Regions from separate parts of the Homo sapiens genome. Here region 1 is linked to region 2. Evidence: chromatin loops called from intact Hi-C (ENCODE). Cell type or tissue: heart left ventricle. All regions are shown on one strand. Links, peaks and the distances in the headings refer to the core of each region. The heading gives the core; the rest is flanking DNA.

What was found. Peaks named below come from ENCODE experiments on the same cell type or tissue, not always from the same donor. Only the 100,000 strongest peaks of a DNase experiment are listed, where the experiment ranks them.
Region 1: it touches region 2 in a loop (2.2-fold over the local background); 15 of 110 quality-filtered maps call a loop at or near these places.

Annotation. Positions count from the first base shown.
Region 1 is chr11:65,369,662-65,380,709 of GRCh38, forward strand. SLC25A45 (solute carrier family 25 member 45) reads right to left here. Exons shown (of 7, transcript NM_182556.4): 3 at 10,471-10,514; 4 at 10,206-10,277; 5 at 9,715-9,900; 6 at 7,157-7,415; 7 at 5,531-7,014. The coding sequence ends at 6,746. It also overlaps a transcript of FRMD8 not described here. Among named protein-coding and RNA genes, the nearest start is that of SLC25A45, 7.5 kb to the right of the region's middle. RefSeq lists an enhancer at 6,964-7,464. In heart left ventricle, for the core only: no CTCF peak of the experiment used is centred there; no DNase peak of the experiment used is centred there; H3K27ac peaks cover 57 bases.
Region 2 is chr11:65,590,002-65,597,358 of GRCh38, forward strand. It overlaps EHBP1L1 (EH domain binding protein 1 like 1), which reads left to right. Exons shown (of 19, transcript NM_001099409.3): 15 at 86-209; 16 at 492-591; 17 at 1,799-1,872; 18 at 1,975-2,089; 19 at 2,202-2,649. The coding sequence ends at 2,301. It overlaps KCNK7 (potassium two pore domain channel subfamily K member 7), which reads right to left and starts at 5,799. Exons shown (of 3, transcript NM_033347.2): 1 at 5,453-5,799; 2 at 3,475-3,873; 3 at 2,835-3,209. The coding sequence starts at 5,771. The coding sequence ends at 3,004. In heart left ventricle, for the core only: CTCF peaks have their summits at 2,394 (motif pointing right) and 3,972 (motif pointing left); DNase peaks (open chromatin) are centred at 2,094, 2,451, 3,732 and 3,950; H3K4me3 peaks cover 856 bases; H3K27ac peaks cover 1,030 bases.

The DNA of each region.
Region 1 (11,048 bases), core at 2,408-7,407, 220 kb before region 2:
GGGTTACATGAGCCGAGATCAAGCCACTGCACTCCAGCCTGGGCGACGAGCAAAACTCTCAAAAATAAATAAATAAATAAATAAAATTAGGCTGGGCATAGTGGCTCATGCCTGTAATCCCAGCACTTTGGGAGGCCGAGGCGGGCGGATCACCTGAGGTCAGGAGTTTGAGACCAGCCTGACCAACATGGAGAAATCCCGTCTCTACTAAAAATACAAAATGAGCCGGGTATGGTGGCACATATCTGTAATCCCAGCTACTCGGGAGGTGAGACAGGAGAATCACTTGAACCCAGGAGGTGGAAGTTGCGGTGAGCCAAGATCACACCATTGCATTCCAGCCTGGGCAACGAGAGTAAAACTCTGTCTCCAAAAAAATAAATAAATAAATAAATAAAATATAAATAAAAATTAGCTGGGCAAGGTGGCACACACTTGTAATCCCAGCTACTTGGGAGGCTAAGGTGGGAGGATACTTGAGCCTGAGAGGTTGGGGCTGCAGTGGGCTTTGATCCTGCCACTGCACTACAGCCTGGGCAACAGAGCGAGACTGTCTCAAAAAACAAAAAAGAAGGGCATGTGCAAACGTCTTGTGGTGGGAGGGAGCCTGATGTGCTTACGGAACCAAGAGAAGGTGCACGCCTGCAAGCCTTGCAGGCTGCGGGAGGGAGCTTGCCCTGGTTCTGCAGAGGACTGGGAAGCCACTGAGGAGCAGGGAGACTTGGGGAGAATTGTACTGCCAAAAGTTAAAGTACCTGGGCCAGGCGCGGTGGCTCACGCCTGTAATCCCAGCACTTTGGGAGGCCGAGGCAGGCAGATCATGAGATCAGGAGTTCAAGACTAGCCTGGCCAAGATGGTGAAACCCCATCTCTACTAAAAATACAAAAAATTAGCCGGGTGTGATGGCGGGTGCCTGTAATCCCAGCTACTCGGGAGGCTGAGGCAGAGAATTGCTTAAACCCGGGAAGCAGACATCGCAGTGACCCGAGATCTTGCCACTGCACTCCAGCCTGGGCGATAGAGCAAGACTCTGTCTCAAAAAAAAAAAAAGTTAAAGTACATGTTCAGATCTGAGACAGGACCAGGGCTGTGCTGTTAGGATTGGTAAAGAGGGAGTCGAGGCCAGATGCAGTAGCTCATGCCTGTAACCCCAGCACTTTGGGAGGCTGAGACAGGAGGATCACTTGAGCCCAGGAATTCGAGACCAGCCTGGGCAGCATAGTGAGACCCCCATCTCTAAAAAATTGGGAAGGAGTAGAAATCTTTCAAAGGGTTAAGAGGAGTTAGAGACTCTTTTGGCATGGCGGGGGTGAAGAGGGAGAGCTCCTCTGAGGCATCGGCCTGGGCTGGGAGCTGAGGGCAGCAGGGCGGGCTGGGGAACTTGAGGTGCCTTTGGGACATCTAAGGATGTGTGACCAGAGACAGCAGTGTGGGCCTGGCACTCAGGAGCCTGAGCAGGCTGGAGACACCAGTTAAGTCACATTCACAGCATGGACCCCCTTGGCTCAGCTGTTTCCTGAGTCTGGTCAAAGTTATTTAAGCCAGAGTCATCTCGTGGTTGTGTCATTTCCCCCTTTCCCTGCGCATGTAGCTTTCCCCAGGCTGGAGTGTGGTGGGGAAAGCCACAGGGAGTGTCACTATACACATAAGTTAGTCTCCTGGAATTTCTTCAGCTGTGGTCATTGCTAAAAAAAGAAGTATGACGCTGGACAACAGGAGTCCAATGGGACTTTATTTAACATGTTTGCTCAAGTTATCAGCTCTTTGCAAGTGACTGACAGACACCACCTCCTTTGTAACCTCAAAGCAGGTTCACAGACTATCTCCTGGTTCTTAGGGATTTCTTCTGTCGAAAAGAGTTCTCAAAAATAACAGCAACCTGAGATACCATCTGTTAAATCCTTAAGCAATTTCGCATGCCTTATGAGACCCTGCTGATTAAAAACATCTAGTTTTGTTTTCTTTTTTTTGAGACGAAGTCTCGCTCTGTCATCCAGCCTGGAGTGCAATGGCGCGATTTTGGCTCACTGCAACCTCCGCCTCTCTGGTTCGGGTGATTCTCCTGCCTCAGCCTCCCAAGTAACTGTGACTACAGGTGCGTGCCACCATGCCCGGCTAATTTTTTGTATTTTTAGTAGAGACGGCGTTTCACTGTGTTAGCCAGGATGGTCTCGATCTCCTGACCTCGTGATCTGCCCACCTTGGCCTCCCAAAGTGCTGAGATTACAGGCATGAGCCACGAAGCCCGGCTAAATTTTGTGTTTTTTGAGATAGAGTCTCTCTCTGTCACCTAGTCTGGAGTGCAGTGGGGCAATCTCAGCTCACTTCAACCTCCACCACCTGGGTTCAAGAGATTCTCCTGCCTCAGCCTCCTTAGTAGTTGGGATTACAGGCATGTGCCACCACGCCTGGCTAATTTTTGTGTTTTTAGTAGAGATGGGGTTTCACCATATTGGCCAGGCTGGTCTCGAACTCCTGACTTCAGGTGATCTGCCCACCTTGGCATCCCAAAGTGCTAGGATTACAGATGAGAGCCACCATGCCTAGCCAACATCTAGATTTTTAGAATCTCTCTGGCCCCTTCCTGCCCCATCTTTGTCTTTCTGCCCTCCCCTCCAATAGTGGCATCTCCTCCTGGGGCCACTGTGCAGGAGTGAGTTATTTGCTCACTAATCACACCATACTAAACCCTAAACTCACTCCAGGACTGCTCTCCCAGCCCAGTGGGTAGCCTTTGCCATGGATTGGTGGAAGGAACTTGGGCCTGGAACTCCCTGGTCCCACCTGAGTCTGGCCACTCTCTCTGGCTGTAAAGGTGGAGTTTAGAGGACGGGCACTCCAGGCTCTTTAGGAGACTCCTCTAGATAGAACCAGAGAGGGAGAATGGGAGCCCATTTAACTAAAGCCAAAAAAAATAGATTTTTTTCATTTTACTCCCTTGCTGTTTTGTTGTTGTTGTTTTGAGTTTAGGAGCAGAGGTTTAATAGGCAAAGGGAAAAGGAGAACAGCTCTCTCTCAGACAGAGGGGCACCCAAATGGGAATTCCCGCTAACTGGTAATTTGATGAGAAATAGCAAACAACAGAGGACCACTCTGACCTGTCCTCCTGCCTACTTCCTGCACTGTTTATAGGAGCCCACCTCCTCCTCCTCATGCGTCCTGTTTGCTTCCTTCCAGCCACGGGCTGCCCAGTGGTGTTCTGACACCTGCTGTACCATCGCTGCAATGTCCAGCCTGGAATCCCTGGCGCTGCGGTGGTGCTGGATGGGCTCAGAGATGGTCCGATCAGAAGGGATCACAGAGGAAAGCTGGGGGTGGTGGCTCACGCCTGTTAATCTCAGCACTTTGGGAGGCTGAGGCGGGCGGATCACTTGAGGTCAGGAGTTCCAGACCAGGCTGGCCAACATGGCAAAACCCCGTCTCTACTAAAAGTACAAAAAAATTAGCCGGGCATGGTGGCATGCACCTGTAGTCCCAGGCAGGAGGATCACTTGAACCCAGGAAGCAGAAGTTGCAGTGAGCCGAGATCGTGCCACCGCACCCCAGCCTGGGTGACAGAGCAACACACCATCTCAAAAGAAAAAAAAAGGGATCACAGAGGAAACTGAGGCACAGGAAGGGCAGTGCCTGCCTCAAGGCACCTGGGAACCGGCCTCAGGTGGACCTTGTGTTTTCCATAGGAGGAGCAGAGACTGCTAGAAACTAGGAGTTCGAGTCTCTTCCACCATACACCTTTCTCAGCCCGAAAGGGCAGCACATTCCCACGATCAGGAGCCCCCAGAACACCGATTCTTAAACTTTAGCATGTGTAGAAATCCCTGGGAGAGCTTTTCACAACACAGATTCCTGCGCCCCATCCTCAGAGATTCTGATTTGGTAGGTCTGGGGTGGGGCCTGAGATGCTGCATATCTTTTTAAAAATTATTATCATTATTATTATTTGAGACAGAGTCTTGCTCCATCACCCACGCTGGAGTACAGTGGCGCAATCAAAACTCACTGCAGCCTCAACCTCCCAGGTTCAAACAGTCCTCCCACCTCAGTCTCCCAAGCAGCTCTGTCTACAGGCACAGTGCCACCACACCTGGCTAATGTTTAAATTTTTGGTAGATACAAGGTCTCACTATGTTGCCCAGGCTGGTCTTGAACTCCTAGCCTCAAGTGGTCCTCCTGCCTCGGCCTCCTAAAGTGCTGTAATTACAGGTGTGAACCACTGTGTCTGGCCAGATGCTGCATTTCTAATAAGCTTTGCTCCATGGACCACACTTGGATTACCACTGACTTAGAAACTCACAGTACCTTACCCACTGAGTCAGGATGAAGCTTGCTAAACTGTTGCAACAAGGGCCTAAACTGTTGCAACAAGGACAGAGCCAGGTGCCTCACGCCTGTAATCCCAACGCTTTGGGAGGCCAAGGCGGGTGGATCACATAAGACCAGGAGTTCGAGGCCAGCCTGGCCAACATGGTGAAACCCTATCTCTACTAAAAATACAAAAACTAGTTGCAGATGGCCTCCAGCCATCTGCAGCACATGATCTGGTGAAGGAGAGCTCTGATGAGCACGTGACGTAGTATGGTCCCGGCAGGTCTAGCCCAGGGTGGTGTGGGGGGAGTTGAACTTAGGTGACTCGCAGAAGACCCCCATGTGCCCAGGTGGAGCAGGGTAGCCATGTGCCCAGGTGGAGCAGGGTAGCTAAGTAACTGGACACTGCGGCTGGAAGCTCAGAGGCATCTAAGCAAATTGTATGATTTACCCGCGGTGTGACCTAGGACAAGTTACATAATGTCTCTGAGCCGAGGCTGCCTCTCTATCAACTGTGATCATAACACTGTGATTGTTTCTACAGGGAGCCCCCAGTAAATGGCAGGAATTCAGGTCACCATGAGGTGGACTCACGTTGATCTCAGACCAGATAGGGACATTAGTGGGTACAAATGGCCCTTGATGCTCAATTTTGTTGTCAGTTAAAAGAACCCTCTCAGCCAGTTTTTAATTCCCACTGAGCAAGTGAGATGGGTAAAGAAAACAACAGTGGCTCACACCTGTAACTCCAGCTCTTTGGGAGGCCAAGGTGGGAGGGCTATCTGTGCTCAGGAGTTCAAGACGGCCTGGGCAACATAGTGAGACCTCCTCTCTACAAAAAAATTAAAAATTAGCCAGGTGCGGTGGCACACACCTGTAGTCCCAGCTACTCAGAAGACTAGGGTGGGAAGATCACTTGAGTCCAGGAGTTCAAGGCCACAGTGAGCTATAATGGCACCACTGCACTCCAGCCTGGGCAACAGAGTGAGACTCTGTATCTAATAAAAGAAAAAATAGAGAAAAAGAAAAAGAAAACAAGCACCATTGGCTGGGAGTGGGCAAAGCAGACAGACCCCCAGCTCCCAGCATCCTCCACTGCAGGTGACCTCGAGAAGGGTCAGAGCAGGAAAATGGGGGCTGGGAGGTTCAACAGAAAGCTGTGTGGCAAGACCAGGGAAGCAGGTGTGGCAGCTGGCGTGAAGAGACAGGTCAGGAGTGCAGTCGCATCATTTAACGAGCATTTATTGCACACGTCTGTTCAAGCACCAGGCTCAGGCTGGAAACCATCCAAAGCGCAATCCCTGACCTCAGGCAGCTCACAGTCCAGTGGGGAAGCCGAGAAGCAAATTAATGACTCTGAAGAAGCGCAGGCAAGTGCTATGATCAAGGCATGTGTGTGGGTAGGGTGTCTGGGAACCCCAAAGTCAGCCTCAGGTGGGGAGGTAAGTCAAGGAAGGGTGAGGGGACTGGGCTCAGCCTGGGTCTCGGAGGAGAGCGGGGCCAGCCCCGGGGATGGTAGAGTCAACCTGCCAGGCACTGTGCACTGCTGGCCAGGCCCGGCCAATGAGAGCACAACTTGTTCAGGGTCCAGGAAGCAACCCCAGGAGAACAAAGCCTCGTGGGGAGGGAGGAACCTGGAGGGTGGAAGGAGTTTGGGCTTTTCCTGAAGGTGATGAGAGCCACTGAAGGATTCTGGGGGAGGAGACATAGGGTTATCCTGGGTCATGGGGGAGAGAGCTTTGAAAGGCAGGGAGGTGGGAGGCCGCAGGGACTCTCAGAAGTGGAGTCTCAGAGCTCCTTAAGAGGTGAAGGCAGCCGGGCGCGGTGGCTCACGCCTGTAATCCCAGCACTTTGAGAGGCCGACGCGGGCGGATCACAAAGTCAGGAGATCAAGACCATCCTGGCTGACATGGTGAAACCCTGTCTCTACTAAAAATACAAAAATTTAGCTGGGTGTGGTGGCGGGCGCCTATAGTCCCAGCTACTTGGGAGGCTGAGGCAGGAGAGTTGCTTGAACCCGGAAGGTGGAAAGGCGGAGGTTGCAGTGAGCCGAGATCACGCCACTGCATTCCAGCCTGGGTGACAGAGAAAGACTCCATCTCAAAAAAAAAAAAAAAAAAAAAAAGAGGTGAAGGCACAGGACAGGAGCTGGGATGTCACCAGCACCACTTGCCAGCTCACTTGTGCCTCATGCTCCCTGTTTCACAGATGTGGGAGGCAAAGGAGTCAAGGCCAGCTACACAGGGAGGCTGCACAGGCCCCCTGGCTTCCGGCTCCCACAGGTGTCTGCCCAGCCCAGATCTGCGCGGGTGGGAGGCACCTTGGTTAGGAAGGGCTGAGCCTCTTGCACTGATTTGCAAGCTTTCAACCTGGCCTCCAATCTCAAACTGGCCTCCAGGCCGTGGGCCTGATGGGGAGCTGCTGGCATTGCCGCAGGGCTCATCCCCACCAGCGGAGGAGATATTCGTAGCTGAGGAAGGTGACAGCATTGACGGGAAAGGCGCGGGCACTGTTGATGGTGACCCCCCGGAAGAAGACTCCCAGTCCTTCCTGCCGGATGCTGCTCACCATGCAGTCCAGCATCCCCTGGTACACTCTGCGTCTCAGTCCATCCATCTGCATCCGGGACTTGATCATGTCTAAGGGCGTGGCTGCCACCCAGGAAGCAATGCCTGCAAAGCCCCCTGCCACCAGCACCGTGGCTGAGCCTGGGGCAGAGAGAGCCCAGAGCAGGGGTCAGACCCAGAACAGAGCATCCTCCCCAGACCCTAGTTTCCTTCCCCAGTCCCCGCTGGACCCTGCCTGCTACCCACACCTCTGTCCCCCATCCTCTCACGCCACTTTACTTACTGGGATTCTGGCCTTCTGGTGTGTACTGGCGACAGAGCCCTTCATAGGTGATGAAGTAGATCCCCACCGTGGGGGTGTCCCTCAGCGTCAGGGCCCAGGCTCCTCGGAACAGCCCCCGGGGCCCCTCCTCCCGGAAGATGGAGGCTGCACAGTGCACGGGCCCCTGGTACCGGGGTGGGGGGCTCCCTGGCTGGGCCCTTGGCTCTGTCTGGTTTTGTAGCCGGACTTTGATGAGGTCAAAAGGAGCCAGACAGTAGGCCTGTTGGTGATGAAACATGAGGGCCCCGGGTGGGGCTTTGGGCTGGGAACTGGCCCCTTATATTCACAAGAGGAAGGAGGCAGGCAGGGGGCCACATCTTCCAGTCCCTCAGGAACCCTGCCGGCACCCAGCCTCTCACGTGCATGTGTGGCTGGGATGGCCAGGATGTCTGCATGCGACCGGGACAGGCCACCTCCCTTGGCATCAGGCCCAAGAGTGAGAGGCACTGCCCCTCATGCAACAGTGACCAACTTGCCTGGCCTACAGCAGGCACTCAGAACAAGCCTGGATTCTTTTTGCAGGAGCAGGTTGGTTTCTGGCCTCCCTAAAGCCGGCAGTGAGCATACCTGTACGGTGGGCAGGGCCAAGTGAAGGATTCAGCCTGTGACTGTGAAATAGCAAAGAAACCACCCTTTCCCAGGGTGAAGGAGGTCCCCTCGTGAGTGCTGTTCTCCTGCGCCCACCTCTCAGAGGCCCGGAGGGGCACAAGGCCAGCCCCTCCTGCCTCCAGAGAGGCAAGACTCCTTCCCATTAGCATCCCACCAAAGAGGCTTCTGAGTGTGGGAAGGTGGGTAATGGGGGGACTTGGCAGGTGCTAGGGCTCTTAGAATCGGCAGAAGCAGATGCTACACAGATTTGGGATGGAATTGGGGCTGGAGTCCTGGTGAGGGTCAGTGCTGGGGGGATGTAGAGGGCGATGGGGGCAATTAAGATTTGGGTCAGAGATGCCAGTAGGTCAAGATAGCTTTTGGAGTCCAGGTGAGAATCGGGGTCCATGTCAAGGCTAGCCTGTCTCTGAGGGATTTATCTGTTTTTTGCTTGTTTGTTTTGTGACAGGTACATGGGCTCAGTTCCTCAGCCCTGGAGATGGCTGATGGCGACGGGGGCTGGCGGTCGCCTCTGGTGGTGGGTGGTGGTACTTAGGGTGTGGCAGGCCAAGTCTTCGCTTGTTTACTTTGGTCCCAGGAGTAAGGGTCGTAGGTTAGGTACCATCCCTTGGGAGATGGGGCCTTGTGCCACCCTCTAGAGCGTGCTGGCAGGGCTGAGCTCAGGGCTTCAGGAGGTGTTCTGAGCCCTGAGCTCCTGGGGGCTGAGGACAGGGCTAGGCTGACACCAGGTGACAGACACCCCCACAGGGGTGGTGGAGTGTCAGATGCCATTTCAGAAGGTCAGCTTCGGCGAAGACCAGGGCAACGTCTGTGCCCGTCAGAGGCTGTCAGTCCCTGCCTCTTCTTCCCACTCCACACTAAAACACATTTTTCCTTTAAGACTCTGTTAAACTAAAGCCACAGGTTTCACTGTAAACCCAGGCTCCATCAGCGGCCCTCACAGTCCCCACTTCTGCTTTCCAAAGAGCTGGGGGGGCAGGGTGACTTAGAAGCCGGGCCTGGCCACTTAGCTTAGGGCTTCGGTTCTCTTCCTTGTGTTTGTGGGATGTGGCTCGCGGGGCTCAGGAAACCTATAGGTGGCACCTCGCACAAGAAGGGGCAGAAGAAAAGCCGGGGCCTCCGGGGGTCTCATTAATCATTAATTCATTTGAAGGAGCAGCCTGACTTTGTCCTTTGTCCTTGCTCTCTGCCCCATGAAGTGTGACAAGGAACTGGGGGCAGCTGCCCAGGAGAGGGCGACCCTGGCTTGCGGCTGGGGTGTCAGTGGGTGCCGGGCGCACCCTCTCCCTGCTTATGCTCACAGGACCCATTCAGCACCGGTTCCCACTGGCGGCAGCTGGTCCCTCTTCCCTCCATCCACCCCTCTAAAGCCCAAAGCCCAGATGACGGCAGTGCCTGAATGGTTAATGCCCTGCTGGGCTGGGCCTCAGGTGAGGCTCCCAGGTCATGGGCACCCAAGCACTGCAGGCAAAGTGTAGAGCCAGGCAGGGCCAGGGGAGTGTCAGGACCTCATCAGGACCCGGCCAGAGGGGCTGGGCTCACAGCTCTGCGGGGTGCTGGTGGTTCTCCAGGGTCAAAGGTCTCCTTGGGGAGTGGGCTCCCCACAGCTCTGAGGCTGGCAGACCCCTCTGGAGGGGGGCAAGCCCCGTCAGCTGGAGCGAGTGGCCCAGGCTGCTTCTCCCAGCACCCTCTTGGCACTGCCCACCAGCTGTCTCTGCCTTTTGCCCCCTCTGTTCCCCACAGCCCTCCCCCAGAGGCCTGCAGCCTGGAAGGCCATAGCACAGGCCTCTTGTTCCCCTCCAAGAGGCCTATGCCTCCACAGCTGTGGGTCGCCAGGGCAGGGTGGGAGAGGACAGATCGAGATGACCATCCCTATGACACCTGTGTGTGCCCACTCACTGCCCCCTCACCTGCAGGAACCCCCCGGTGCAGCCCGCTAGGAAGATGTGCATGTAGCTGGGCGGCTGGGCCCGCCGCTCCTGGTGGGAGGTGGCCGTGAGCACCAGCAGGGTGTTGCTATAGACCCCAAACAGGACAGAGTTGACCACAGCTATGCTGGCAATGGGGAAGCTCATTCCCTTGAAGAAGCCCAGGAGCTGCAGAGAGACACAGTGGCAGCGGAGTAGGCACCGTGGGGCCTCCCCTTTGTCCTCTCCACCCCTGGCAAGGCAGCCTCTGGCTGGAAACTGCTCCCAAGTCCTGCCACAGGGAAGTGGGGACAGGCAGGGATGGGCTGAGGCTGCGCCTCTGGGGTGCTAAGCTACCACCCAGGCCCCCCAAGGATCCCAGACTTGGTCTTCTCTCCTCCAGGAGCAGAACCCTGCTGGAGAGGGAAGCTGGTACCAACAGCCCCAGATGCCTCCCCGAAAGGGGAAGGACCCCAAAGGAGTGGGCCACTCACGGACTCATGGCGGTAAATCTTGACCATGCAATCAACGATGCCCCGGTAGGTGGTCTGGGTCTGCAGCCTCACCTGGGTGGGAGGACAGAGCAGGTAGGGTGGCGGGATGGGCAGGTGGGCCAACCTTTCCCTCTGCCCCCTCAAGCGGGATGCCAACCAGCAGGAGAGGCAGGAAAGGCAAGATTAGCCAGGCCTGATCTCAGGGCACCCTGACATTTGGGTCAGGTGAGATCTTTCATTCCTCTGGCAGCTCTCCTAAACTCACCTTTACAGTGTCAAACGGGTGTCCCAGGACCAAGCCCAGAGCGCCTGTGGTGACAAGAGGGTGCTATGAGTGAGGGCCCTCGTGCCAGGCCCAGGAAGCAAGTCTGTGCCAAGAGGAAAGAGGGGTTCAGGCAGGAGGAAGGAGAGCAGGGCCATCTCAGACACATGCAGCCACCTTCCTGCCAAGCTCTAGAGACTCCAGCTGCCCCTGCCACCCCCTCCACACAGGCACTGGGCCAGGAAGGCACTGGGACAAGGGACTAAGACCCCAGGCCCCACCTGAGGATGCACACCCAAGAGGGAAGAGCCAGCCAAAGACGTACGTGTCCTCGCTGGAGCCCATACCCGGGTATCCCACCGCCTATGAGCCGCGGGACTCTGGGAGAATCACCCAGGTTCCCACCTCTCCGAGAGCTTTACTCTTCTTTCTTCAACTCATAATGTCGTCGCCGGGATCCAGAGCAGGCCCTGCTGCCAGCTGGCCACGCAGAACTGCAGGGCCCTGATGGGGGTCATGCCTGGGCACCTGCAGAGGAGCTTCTCCCCTCCCCTCCACCTGCCCACTGCCTAGCCCTGCCC
Region 2 (7,357 bases), core at 1,457-6,456:
CTAAGTGGGAGGAGCTGATGGGTGAGCACCACCTATTCAGGGCCTGGGCTGAGTCCACCCTGTTCTCTGCCTTTTCCACCCCCAGCAACGGTTCCAGGACACAAGTCAGTACGTGTGTGCAGAGCTGCAGGCCCTGGAACAGGAGCAGAGGCAGATAGATGGGCGGGCGGCTGAGGTGGAGATGCAGCTGAGGAGCCTCATGGAGTCAGGTGGGGCATACATCTAGGGATCCCTTCCCCAACACATGCCACTAGGTCTGTCCAGCCCTGCAGCTGTTCCTGACCTTGGGAGGAGCTGGGAGGAGGCACGGCTGGCATCAGCGTTCCCATTTTACAGCCAGGCATGCTGAGGCCCTGAAGTGGCTTCCTCGAGGCACACAGTTCTGGCTTCTGGGATGTCACAAGGGAGCAAACCCCCTCCCCCAACCCCCAGCTGCCCTACCCTGACACGGGGCAGGGGGCAGGCCTGGTGACTGTCCCTGTCCAATGCAGGTGCCAACAAGCTGCAGGAGGAGGTGCTGATCCAGGAGTGGTTCACCCTGGTCAACAAGAAGAACGCTCTCATCCGGAGGCAGGACCAGCTGCAGCTGCTGTGAGTGCTGGCCCCGGGCCAGGAGAGCAGAGGGACTCTTAGCTACTTTGGTTAGAGTTCTTCACTACTTTCTTATTCCTACAGAGATCTTTTTGACAAACGATTCCTCTTCCATCTTACTGTTTTTGTCCTAAACAAATTGCTGTTTAAAGTGTAAAACTGGCCAGGCACGGTGTCTCATGCCTGTAATCCCAGCACCTGGGGAGGCCGAGGCAGGCGGATCATCTGAGGTCAGGAGTTCAAGACCAGCCAACATGGTGAAACCCCATCTCTACTAAAAATACAAAAATTAGCCAAGTATGGTGGCACGCGCCTGTAATCCCAGCAACTTGGAAGGCTGAGGCAGGAGAATCGCTTGAACCTGGGAGGCAGAGGTTGCAGTGAGCCAAGATCAGACCATTACACTCTAGTCTGGGCAAAAGAGTGAGACTCTGTCTCAAAAAATAAAAATTAAAACAAAAATTAAGGGTAAAACTCTTAAATTAGAACTATTTTTACTAATAAGAAAACCGGCCGGGCGCGGTGGCTCACGCCTGTAATCCCAGCACTTTGGGAGGCCGAGGCGGGCAGATCACAAGGTCAGGAGATTGAGACCATCTGGCTAACACAGTGAAACCCCGTCTCTACTAAAAATACAAAACATTAGCCAGGCCTGGTGGCGGGCGCCTGTAGTTCCAGCTTCTGGGAAGGCTGAGGCAGGAGAATCGCTTGAACCCTCCTGGGGTTGAGAGATTGCAGTGAGCCGAGATCGTGCCACTGCACTCCAGCCTTTACAGTAAGGAAAACAGAAGCCCAGAGAGATCTGATCTGGTTCCCATGTGGGGTCCGAAGCCACTCTGCGGCCATTGCCTTTGTCATCCTGCAGGGTGGAGACAGCTTTGCCTCCCTTTTGCGTTTGGGATTTTTCAGAATAACTGTAGCCAGTGCTTCCTGTTTATGAGTACTGTTCATCCAAATAATCCTTCGGGGGTCCTTCTGGGGGGTGTGTGGGAGGAGCAACACAAACACCCAGCAATTGGAGAAAACAGAAGAAAAGCGATAATGTGGTCTGGAGACTAGAGGATAGCTCTGCGGTCAGCCCTGCCCTCGGGAACTGCTGGGGAGGTGGGATGGGGTCAGGGAGTGGCCAGAGCCCTGGGCACTCTCTCCCTACGCCCCTTTTCCTGAACTGCCACCCCCCCGCCACCCACCCCCCGCCACCTTCCAGCATGGAGGAGCAGGACTTGGAGCGAAGGTTCGAGCTGCTGAGCCGCGAGCTGCGGGCCATGCTGGCCATCGAAGGTGGGACATGGGCTCAGGGGCCGGGAGGCAAGACAGAGCCAGGGTGGAGGCGGCACAGCCCTGGGCCCGCGCCTCCTGACGCTTAGCCGCTTCGACCCTCAGACTGGCAGAAAACGTCCGCTCAGCAGCACCGAGAGCAGCTCCTACTGGAGGAGCTGGTGTCGCTGGTGAACCAGCGCGATGAGCTAGTCCGGGACCTGGACCACAAGGAGCGGATGTGAGTGGCGCTGGGCGGCGCTGGGAGTTGGGAGGGTCCGGGACTTGCTCCCGCAGAGGGCTGCGTGTGGACCCCGCCCAACGGAGCGCTGACTCGAACCCGTTCTCCCCAGCGCCCTGGAGGAGGACGAGCGCCTGGAGCGCGGCCTGGAACAGCGGCGCCGCAAGCTGAGCCGGCAGTTGAGCCGGCGGGAGCGCTGCGTGCTGAGCTGAGGCCGCCGGCCCGGGTGGCCCATAACTTCTCGCGTCCCCGGCGTCCGCCGCCGCCCCGGGCCTGCGCTGCGGACGACCCGGCCGTCCCGGAGGCCGCGCGCGTGTCCGCTAGGGGCCGCCGGCGCCCTTCCCCGTACAGGGCAGGGCGGATCCCCGACCCCACGGGCGGGGCGGCCGCCGTATTTATTTGTCACCGAGGGTGTGTGCGCGCTCGCGGCGGGTGCGGGGTCCTCCCCGACGGCACGGCCGGGCCGGCGGCCTCGGGGAGAGGGATGCCTGGGCACTACCGCCCCGCGCTGGCTTGCCCTCCTGTTCTCCAGAGCAATAAAGTTGGACGAGACTACCCCAGCGCCGGCCTTTTCTCCGCTCCACCTGGGCTCTCAATAGGCGGAGGGGAGTGCGCCGAGGCTGAGGCGGGCGGCTCTGCCATCCTAAGCCGGAAGGTGCGGTTTCGAGGTTCCCAGGGCCAGCGGAGGCTGGACCTCGGCCTTCCCGGGATGGTGGCCGGTGGCTCAGGGAAGTCCCATTCGAAATAGTTGAAAATAGCCGAAGTCGTTGCTCATTTTATGATTAACAGTATCCTCTGAGGCCTCCCGCCCACCCTCACCGCGGCTCCATCTCCAGATTCTTCCCCAGCCACTCCTGGCTGCTTCCTCCTCAGGTGCCGCCACCTTACGGAGCTGAACTCGGTCACCTGACGCTTCAGCAAGCAGGGGCTTGTCCTGAAGCTGGGGCCGCGGGCGGCAGGGTGCTCAGAGCCAGTTCATCCTGCCCTAGGATGCCACCTTGGTCCTCAGCAGTCACAGGACCACTGGGTCTGAAGAACTTCCCCATGGCACGGACCTGCGGCAGCTCAGAGAAGGTCTCCACTGCCAGCAGCATGGCCAAGAGTCCTAGAAGCAAGTAACCTGGGGAGGAGAAGGTGCTGGGGCAGCGCCTGGGTTCTGGTGATGCTCCCCGCCCACCTCCCAGCGCAGTGACTTGCCCTGGCAACTGGCACCACTCACCCCCTTCTCAACGCTGCCACCAGAGCTCTTCGACTACCCCTCCCACGCCGTGCCCTGGAGTGAGGTCCCTCCACCTGCAAGGCCCAGCCCCCCAGTGATTTATGGGAGTCCTAGTCCAGGCTCCTCTTCCCCCTTCCCCCACACGCTGTTAGGTGGCTGGACTTACCAAGAAGTGCGAGCTGGCCCAGGTGGTAAATCACGGGGTGCAGGCTGCGGCCGCGGCCGGGCAGCAAGTCCTCCAGGCCAATGGTGCTGAGCGAGCTGAAGCAGAAGTAGACGGCCCCCAGCAGGCTGCAGTCGCCCTGAAGGCCCCACAGCACCAGCGCTGGCAGCAGCACAAAGCTGCTGGCCACCAGCAGTCCCAGTGCAACTGCCTGCAGCAGCGCAGCCCTGGCCGGTGACAGCTGCCAGTGGACCGCTACCCAGGCACGTGGGCGGCTGAGCACAGGCAGCAGGCAATGGCGCAGGGTGGCCACGAGAGCTAAGGAGGCTGGCAGCCCCAGGGCTGCATAGACCATGCAGAAGGCCTTTCCGCCTGGCGATAGTGGGGCCATGTGGCCATAACCTGGAGAAGAGAGAGTCAGTGGACAGTGAGAGCTCTGAGTGCCATGTCTGCTGGGGTCCCTGCCTACCCCAATACTGCCTTCCGCAGAAGGCTGCCCTCTGGTGGCCTTGAACTGGCCAGGCCCAGGTTCTAGCTGGCTCTGCTCCTCTTCGTCAGGGGATCCCTTACCCTCTCTAGGCCATTCTTTTCTTTTTTGGAAAATGAAAGGATGAAAGAAGACAGTTCCTCAGGCCTTTTGTAGCTGGGACAATTCTGAGAACTGCGCTGCCCTTAACAGATACTCCCGATTCCACAGCTGGTGGAATATCATCCACTCTTTCCCCAAATGTGTGTCATGTCCTGTGTGCCAGGCTTTGTACTGGGATCTGAATCAGCCCAGGCCCTGCCCCTTCTGGTGGGGGAGTCGGGCAGGCAAATCATGAAGGGCTGCAAAGAGGCAGCATGGGCGAGAGAGGGCATGTGCCAGGCGGGGAGGGGTGGGAGTGCGGGGTGTGCTGGGAGAACAGGATCAGCTAATACAGAGCTGCAAACGCACATGCCTACCGGAGCCAGATGGGAGACAAACAGGAGTGGTGGGGACAGGGGTACACTGGAAAGTGTGAGCTGTATCCAAAGGGCAGGCCCCATTCTGCTCCAGTCAGGATGTTGCCTTGCAGGGATTCTGGCTCAGTGTGAGTGGGTTTCCTGATTTTCCAAAAGAAGTTGGAAATATGAGCTGGGCACAGTGGCTCACACCTGTAATCCCAACACTTTGGGAGGCTGAGGCAGGTGGATCACTTGAGGTCAGGAGTTTGAGAACAGCCTGGCCAACATGGCAAAACCCCGTCTCTACTAAAAACACAAAAATTAGCCGGGCATGGTGGTGCATGCCTGTAGTCCCAGCTACTCAGGAGGCTGAGGCAGGAGAATTGCTAGAACCCGGGAGGTGGAGGTTGCAGTGAGCCAAGATCGCACCACCGCACCCCAGCCTGGGTGACAGGGTCAGACACCGTTTCAAAAAAAAAAAAAGTTGGAAATACAAATTCCAATTCAAAAAATACTGAGACACTTTGTGGGGCAAAAAATACGAAAACCCAGGGCTGTGGGTCTCATTGCTGCTTTTCCCTGGGCCTGTGCCCACGCGATTTCTCTGCAGGACTCCCTCATCCCTGTCTGTGCCCTCCTGATCCACAAGCATCTCATGCCGACTTCCTCCCCTATCTTCCCTCACTCCCCCACCCGAGGCCATGGTCCTGATCTGTCCTTCCCAGGTTCATTCTATTTGCTTCCATCCAAGAATCCATCCCACTGTATTGTATCCCCTATCTGGCCACAGGCTGTGGCATCTGGGCAGCTCTCCTGGGTCTCAAAGGGTGCCTGGGGTGGGACTGGGGAGGCCACACCCTTCCTGGCAGTTGAAGTGGAGGCACCAGTTGGGGTGTGTTGGTGGGGAGCCCCAGCTGTGATGTCAGGCCTCACAGGGCCTGGGCTCCATCTGGCTCTTTGGGGCTGAAGGAAGGGCTGCATGAACCCCAAAGCCCCCAGGGAGCCATGGCCTCTTGGAGCCGCACCCCCCGACTTGGCTGCCTGGCTCTCTTACCTGTGGTGGTGAGGATGCTGGCAGCGAAGAGCAGGGCTGAGGGAAGGTCCCAGGTCCTGCCCTCTGAGCTGTTGCCCAGGGTGGAGACCCCATGGGCCTGGGTGGCCAGGGCAGTGCCCAGCAGCTCTTCCAGAGCTCCGGGTGGCAGGCAGGCCCTATGCTCTGCCTGGAAGGCTGCCAGCTCTGCCCTGAGCTCAGCCTGAAGCCTGCATGCAGGAGGCCCCTCCAGGGCCTGGAACACCACAGCCCCAAGCCCCAGGGCCAGCAAGTGGGCCACAACCAGGAGCCCGTATCGGGACCAGGGCCTTAGACCCCCCATGGCAGGCCGCTGGGGTGCTGTGGGAACTGGCGGCTCCACCTCAGGCACCTGGGAGGGGCTGGGCAGGGCGGGGCCAGGAGGAGGTGCTGTGTGGGTGGCTGGGACCCGGCTGGGATGGCTGGGGTGGCTGGGGTGTGAACAGGAGGGAGGTGAGCTGCATCACCCTTCCCAGGTCCTGGAGGCAAGACATTTGCCCATTTCACAGCAGCTGGGATGGTGGGGATGGGTGGAGGAAGGCGGCTGCGGTGAGGGGAGGAGGCGGAGGAAGCTGAAGCCTAGAGAGGACCTCACACTTATTCAAGGTCCTGCTCACTCAGGCACCCATACCACATTCATTCATTCATTCATTCATTCAAGTGCTTAGGGAAGAGGACAGGCACAGGTCCTTTCCTTCCTGGTGTTTACACAAGAAACCTCTTAGCAAAGAAACATGGCAACCTCACATTGTCATGAGTTCCATGAAGGAAACACCCTGGGTGATGGGAGAGCTCTGCGGGGAGCGGGGGGGTTATCTCACTGGGAAAGCTCTGCTAAGGAGGTGATATTTCAGCTGGGGAGTAAGAGGCCAGTGAAGGTAGGAATGAGCTTGGGGTGTGAGAGGAACAGAGGGCTGGCTGTGGCAGGGGAGAGTTGGGGGTGAAGGGGGGATAAGGACACAGGCCCTTGAGGATAAATGTGGTCCAGGGAGACCTACGCTGGGCTACTGTAGGCGTCATGGATGGAGTGATTTTGGCCTGGGTGGTGTGGTGGGAGAGGAATGGTGGCAGCTGGGAAGGATCAGGTGGGGGTGGGAGGTGGGGAGAGGACTCCAGGGTGCCCAGAGCACCCGGGCAGATGATACCCTTGCGCCCGATTGCCAGTTCTTCCTGAGAACGCTTTGTGCCTGCCCTCCTGACTCCCTGCCCCTGAACTGCAGACACAGAGTCTGGGCTGCCATGGGGCACCTGGGAGAGGGGAAGGGGGAGCCTGGGTTCCAACTCCTCTAACGTCAGAGGGGCTGAGGACAGAGGCCAAGGAAGGGACCCAGCCCTAGGGTATGGTGTGGGAGTGCCAGAGCCCCCATGGCAGTGTGAAGAGAATGGACAGAGGCCGAGGGAGGGACCCTGCCCTAGGGTATGGTGTGGGAGTGCCAGAGCCCCCATGGCAGTGTGAAGAGAACTGTCAGGGGTGCCAGATGCCATGGCAAGTCACCATACTGGGAGGTGGGTGGAACTTACTACTCTTTTTTTTGAGATGGAGTCTCGCTCTGTCGCCCAGGCTGGAGTGCAGTGGTGCAATCTCGGCTCACTCAACCTTCGCCGCCCGGGTTCAAGCTATTCTCCTGCCTCAGCCTCCCAAGTAGCTGGGGCTACAGGCACCTGCCACCACGCCTGGTTAATTTTTGTATATATATATATTTTTTTCAGTAGAGACGGGGTTTCACCATATTGGCCAGGCTGGTCTCAAAATCCTGACCTTGTGATCTGTCCGTCTCGGCCTCCCAAAGTGCTGGGATTACAGGCGTGAGCCACCATGCCCGGCCTATGGTTTTTTGTTTTTTTTTTTTTTGAGACGGAGTCTTGCTCTGTTGCCCAGGCTGGAGTGCA